Regions from separate parts of the Mus musculus genome. Here region 1 is linked to region 2. A link is a loop called in an ENCODE intact Hi-C map of the cell type or tissue named here. Cell type or tissue: heart. All regions are shown on one strand. Links, peaks and the distances in the headings refer to the core of each region. The heading gives the core; the rest is flanking DNA. Region 1 has its middle 34 kb from the start of Tmcc3. Region 2 has its middle 2.5 kb from the start of Gm32827.

Evidence for each region. Peaks named below come from ENCODE experiments on the same cell type or tissue, not always from the same donor. Only the 100,000 strongest peaks of a DNase experiment are listed, where the experiment ranks them.
Region 1: a loop joins it to region 2, with 2.3 times the contacts of the local background. A loop is called at or near these places in 7 of 42 quality-filtered maps.

What each region holds. Positions count from the first base shown.
Region 1 is chr10:94,479,299-94,482,213 of GRCm38, forward strand. It overlaps a transcript of Tmcc3 not described here. Among named protein-coding and RNA genes, the nearest start is that of Tmcc3, 34 kb to the right of the region's middle. In heart, for the core only: a CTCF peak has its summit at 1,290; DNase peaks (open chromatin) are centred at 543, 1,203 and 1,633.
Region 2 is chr10:94,427,535-94,430,449 of GRCm38, forward strand. It overlaps a transcript of Tmcc3 not described here. Among named protein-coding and RNA genes, the nearest start is that of Gm32827, 2.5 kb to the left of the region's middle. In heart, for the core only: a CTCF peak has its summit at 1,185; no DNase peak of the experiment used is centred there.

The DNA.
Region 1 (2,915 bases), core at 234-2,733, 52 kb after region 2:
TAATTCTAGTAATCCAAGAGTGCTTTTTTCCATTGGTTTAAAAAAAAAAAAAAGCTTTCTTCTTTCAAGGCTTCCTTATACCAAGCTGTTCTTTCCAACCCTCTCAGAGCCTCAGTTTCTACATATATAAAGGGAGGTTTACTGTATAGGTGAGTTAAAACCCTCTTCTTTATTTGAAGGGCGTCTTGGGTGCCCTGTCTTCCTAGCCCACTCATCGTCCACTGTGTGAATGTTTACTGACCATCGGCCCCGAGCTGCTTACTCACTGAGGTGCTGGGACACAGTGAGCCAAACACAGTGGCCCCCAACTCCATGGGGATCATAAATGCTGGGGGGTGGCTTCCCAGTGTTACTTCTGCTGCTCCAGCAAATAATTTTTAGCCTTAACACGCCTCCCCCGTCCCCCATTGCTTGTTCGGTAGCCCCAGAAGTGACGGTCTTCCTGGCCCTTCCACGCAAGGAAGTCCTCCTCCTCCTCCCTATCCTTGCTGGCCTTCCAGATAGGTCAGCGGTTACACAGTCCATAAGGAGCTGGAATCTTCTTTCCAGGAATCGCCTTAAAATGGATTTATTGTTGCCCAGAATCTTGGCTGGGAGTCTTGTGGGAAAGGTCTCATAAACAAACGCCAGGTTATCGGAGGCTTGCCTGTGCGATTTACCAGCAACTTTTCACGTGACAGAAACACGTGAGAATGACCAGGGAAATGCTCCCGTCACTCTTGGCATGAACCAGAGTCCTTTGCAAGGAGAATGACTCTTTTTAGATTCCAGTCTTTTCGGATTCTTGAGACGGCAAAGACCACCTAAAGAGGAGACAGACCCGTGAATGGAGGGGTGAGCACACACACAGAGGGGGAATCCTCCTCCTGTTAAAAACAAAAAGCCATCAGTCTGCAGTGATAAGTGGGGAAGGAAGCTCTTGGCTCTTGCTTCTCTGACAAAAGGCAAAGTTTTTAAATGAAAAGGAAGACTTGGAAGCACGGGAGTGGGGGAGCGGGGTTGGGTGGGGTCGAGGGGGATGCTGATGTAGCAAACGCTGGCTTCCCTGGTTCCACTGGACAGTGAGGGCCAGCAATGAATAGGATAACATTTTGGGGTGGACGAAACAGGGGTTAAGCGAGCAAATCCTGCGTTCCTGTTTGAATATAGAGGCAGCTTGACCGGGGTCTTTCCTTCTTTCTACCTTACCCACTCATTCATCAAAGGGGCAATTGCTGAGCATGCGCATGCGTCTTACATGGAGCTAGGCTCTGGGCACTGGAAGAGCTCAGAGACAGGAAGGAGGCACTGTGGAGTCCTACCACTTGAGACAACAGGAAGCCACAGGGAGGTTCCTCTACCTCCAGAGTTCATGGCCTTCTGTTGTTTTGGAATCTCTATCTTGTTGTGGCTTTGTTTTGTTTTTCCTTTGTATCTTAGCTAACATCTTTATCCTCTCGTGGAATGCCACTTCTTTGATCTCTCGAACCTGCTTTGGGCCAAAATGTCCTTCTGGTCTAGAAAGCCATATTGTCTTGTTGTACGCTCACGGGAGATGCCTAAGCCTTCCCTCCCGCGTGACTCCCATTCTCTCCTTTAGTCTGTGTGGGCTCCTGTTCAAACTCTGACTCATTCTCTCTGGTGCCAAGTCCTCATTCTGAAATCTCTCCTGAAGATCTCCCTGTGGCAGACACGCAGGCCTTCTTCCAAACCAAACATAGTGTAAGCCAGGATGAAAGGCAGGAAGGATACCAGGGGAATTGCTAACAGTACCCAGGTTCTTGACTCTCAATGTTCTGAAGTCAAACTAGACTTGGAAAGCAAAAGACATTATTTATAGCAGAACACGGTAAAAATGAAGGCCCCATGGGCTTGATTCAGAGACTCTAATGCAGAGGCCATAAGCATGCATCCTGTGAAAACTGCAGATGACATAGCCTTGTGTCTTTTTATCATTCACTCAGCTGACATTTATCAAACACCTACTATGTGCAACTCACTACAGTGCTAGAAATGAAGCTCTTTCCAATGACCATAGTGATACACAGCTATAATCCTAGCACTTGGGAAGTGGGAGGCAGGAGGACCAGGAGTTTGAGGCCATCCTTGGCTACAGAAAGAATTTAAGACCAGACTTGACTGTGTATGTCTTCTCTTGAAAAAGAAAACACCAGTATCACTAACAATAAAAACTCCTGTTCTGGTAAAGCTGCTAAGCCAATACAGTCAACAAATCCCCGAGTATAATTCAGTTAGACCGTGGTAAGTGCTAAGAAGTAAAGGTAAGCAGGGAATTAGGGCAGTATCGGGGTGGGTTTTCAGTCTTACCTAAGGAGCTTAAAAAGCCTCCAACCAAAGGGGAGGTTTTAGTAAGGTACTTTGGCAGGAGATGAACCATTCACATGTGTGAATGAGACCATTCCAGACCATACAGGCCTTGTGCCAGGAGAATCAATGTCCAACTGAAGCTCCAGGAAAAAAGTAGACATCAGTGTGCCCAGAGCACAAAGGATCACATAGTAGGTTCAATCACATAGTAGGTTCACTCTGACTTGGGGCTTTGACTATTCCTAAGTGAGAGGGGAGCTACTCAAAGGTATGATTGGAAGGATTTTATTTTATCTTATTTAGTTTAGGTTTTTCTAAACAAGCTTTCTCTGTGTAACAACCCTGGCTATCCTGGAACACTGGCTTTGTAGACCAGGCTGGCCTTGAACTCACAGAGATTTGCCTGCCTCTGCTTTCTGAGTGTTGAGACTAAAAAGTGTGCACCACCATACTCTATAATAGGAGGGATTTTAGAGAAAGGTTATTTTTTCTGTTGCTGTGATAAGATACCCTGATTGACATCCCTTGAGGGAAGAAAGGGTTTATTTGGGCATATAGTTCTACTAGAGTGGCAATAGAATGGCAGCAGGAACAGGTGGATCACATTT
Region 2 (2,915 bases), core at 126-2,625:
TTAGAGTGGTCCTGGCTGCACTTCCCACCATGCTCTCCTACCCAACTTGTGTTACTTACTGTTATATGCTTATTACTAAATCTCTGACATAAACAGCCCAAGTTTGTTTTGGTGCCCGGGTCCATAGGACTTGGATCTGTTGATTTGGGGCTAACGGTGCAGTGACAATGTGAGTAGAGAGGGCTTTGAACTCATCTCAGACAGGGACTGGAGCATGAGGAAGAGACCAGGAGATGAGGAAGTCCCCTTCAAGGGACTTCCTTTCTCCAGCTGGGCCCTCCCTGCTGGTTTCCAGACCCTGTCCGTCGGTCTGTCCGTTATAACACCACTTGCCGAGGGTCTTTGATAAAGACCCACCTGTGGGAGACTTTTCTTACTAACCCGTGATAGCGCCCCCTCTGTGGCTTGCTTCCTGCTTCTCCAGCCACGTCATTTTCTCCTTCATGGAGGAAGGAGACCATTCCTGACTCCTGGGTTTCCCCGGAGGTTCCGCTCTGGCATCTTTTTTACTTTGTGCCTTTCCATTGGCTGGCCTCAGTGCTTTCAGAATAGTTAACCGCTCTGATCCGCTGCCTGACCCATTGCCTGGTGATCACCCCCAGAAACTGTCCCATGGTGCACAAGGTCACATGTCTCTCAGCCCTCCCGACCCTCTTGCATTTCTGCTTCCGATGGGCAGCACAGCGAACCACCCATCAGATCTGGGAATTACTATAATTCCTTGCTCCTTACCCCTTAGATCCAATCTGTCATTAAACCCTTTTGCTAAAGACTCAAATATGCCTTCTGCCGTGACTCTAACTCAGGGCTGCCTGGTTTCTTACCAGTGGTACTGGCCCTGCGCCACCTTGTAGTGTGCTTTCCCAGAGTGTAGCCCTGTGATGTCTCTAAATAAAAGATCTGGTTTATGGCAGCCGCTCGTTTGTACTCCCTCGGTGGCTCCTCATGGCCGTTGGAAAGAAAGTCTCACACACGCTTTGATATATGATCTACAAAATGCTCCCCTGCCCTTCTATGTAATTTTATATTAGACCTTCATGAACCATTTATAGTTTCTAAATGTACCCTGCTCTCAGAGATCCAAACTGTAATATGGGGACTCTTATTCAGTTTGTCCTATTTAAAAAAAAAAAAAAAAAAAAAAAAAGCCTGCAATGCCCATGCTGGCACCAGATGGGGGCAGGCAGATCCCTGAAGATCATTGGCCAGCTGGCCCGGCCAAATTCATAAGCGTCAGGTTTGGTGAAAAATCCTGTCTCAAAAATAAAGGTGAGGAGCCGGAGAGCCAGCTCAGTGCTTAGGAGAGCCTGCTGCTCTGACAGAGGAGTTGGCTTCATTTCCCAGTGCCCACAGCTCATAACCACCTGTAACTCCAGCTCCTAGATACCTTCTATCATCTTCTTTCAGGCACACACACACACACACACACACACACACACACACACACACACACAGGCACAGATGCACATATGTGTACACACGCACACAGTCTTTTAAAAGAAATAGGCAAACACGGAGAGTAATTGAAGAAATTATATGACATTGACCTCTACACACATGCACAATACACATGTGCACATACAGTCACACATACACTTATATACCTATGCACTGGTTAATTTTATGTCAACTTAGCAGAAGCTATAGTCATCTGAGAGGAGGGAACCTTAATAAAACAAAACAAAACAAAACAAAACAAAACAAAACAAAACACTGCCTTTATAAGATTGGGCTGTAGGATGGTTTGGGCCACCCTTGGGCTAGTGGTCCTGGGTTCCATAAGAAAGCAGGCTGAGCAAGCCATGAAGAGCAAGCTAGTAACCACTACTCCTCCATGGCCTCTGCCAGGTTCTGCCTCCAGGTTCCTGCCTAGTTTGAGTTCCTGCTGTGACTTCCCTCAATGGACTATGGCATGTAAGCAAAATAAATCCCCAAGTTGCTTTTGATCATACATAGTATACATAGCAATATATGCTATGTCATGGTATCTCAACGTAGCAATAGTAACCATAACTGGGACAACTCACATGAACATGTATATCCACCTTATAACAATACACAACAAGTGTGTGTATGTATACACAAATGTATGTATATACATATATATATGTATGTATGTATATACACATACATGTATGTGTGTGGATATATATATATATATATATATATATATATATATATATATATATCTCCAAGGGAAGGCTTAACTGGGGACCAAAGAGCCAGAAGGTGCTGATAACATAATTGAACATGATCTAAAGGCAGCCGATCACATGCCTGTCTGTGTTCCATACGGCAATCTCCTGCCTCTTGGGTGGAGCTAGAAACAGCTGAGCTGTCTCCACAGTGGGCAGGTTCTAGATCAACTTACCCATCTTTCACTGGTCTTTGCCAAGGTGTCTGAAATGGGGAGTTCTTGTATGTAAGGCTGGAGAAGGACACGTGTGTGCCGTGTGGGAACAAACTCAGGATTCAGCTGGTGGAAGAGAAGGTGGAGTGTGTGTGCCCCAGAACAACCGGCAGCCTCGGCGGCCATCCTGCTTTGGCATCCCATGCTGGTCCACATTTCATGGTGCAACAGACTGGTTGCTTCCTGGTACCCACACACATTGCTAATTGTGGAGGATGCTCAGTCTCTATGGTGACGTTGCCTAAGGTTCAGACTCTCAAGTATAACCTTCTGTCCTGGATGCTCTGTTGGGAACGTTTGGTTGCAAACCACAGAAAAGTCCAAGAACAGTGACTGAAACAAGCAGGGGTGTATTTCTCTAACGTGATGGCAGATCTGGAGATAGGCTAGTTCAGATCCTCATCAGAGCCACTCAACACTCTGGTTTCCGTTGTCATGGTAATACCAGGTGGCTTAAGTCCCAGCCATTGGGTCTATGTTGAAAGGGGTGGGAAGAGCTTTCCTC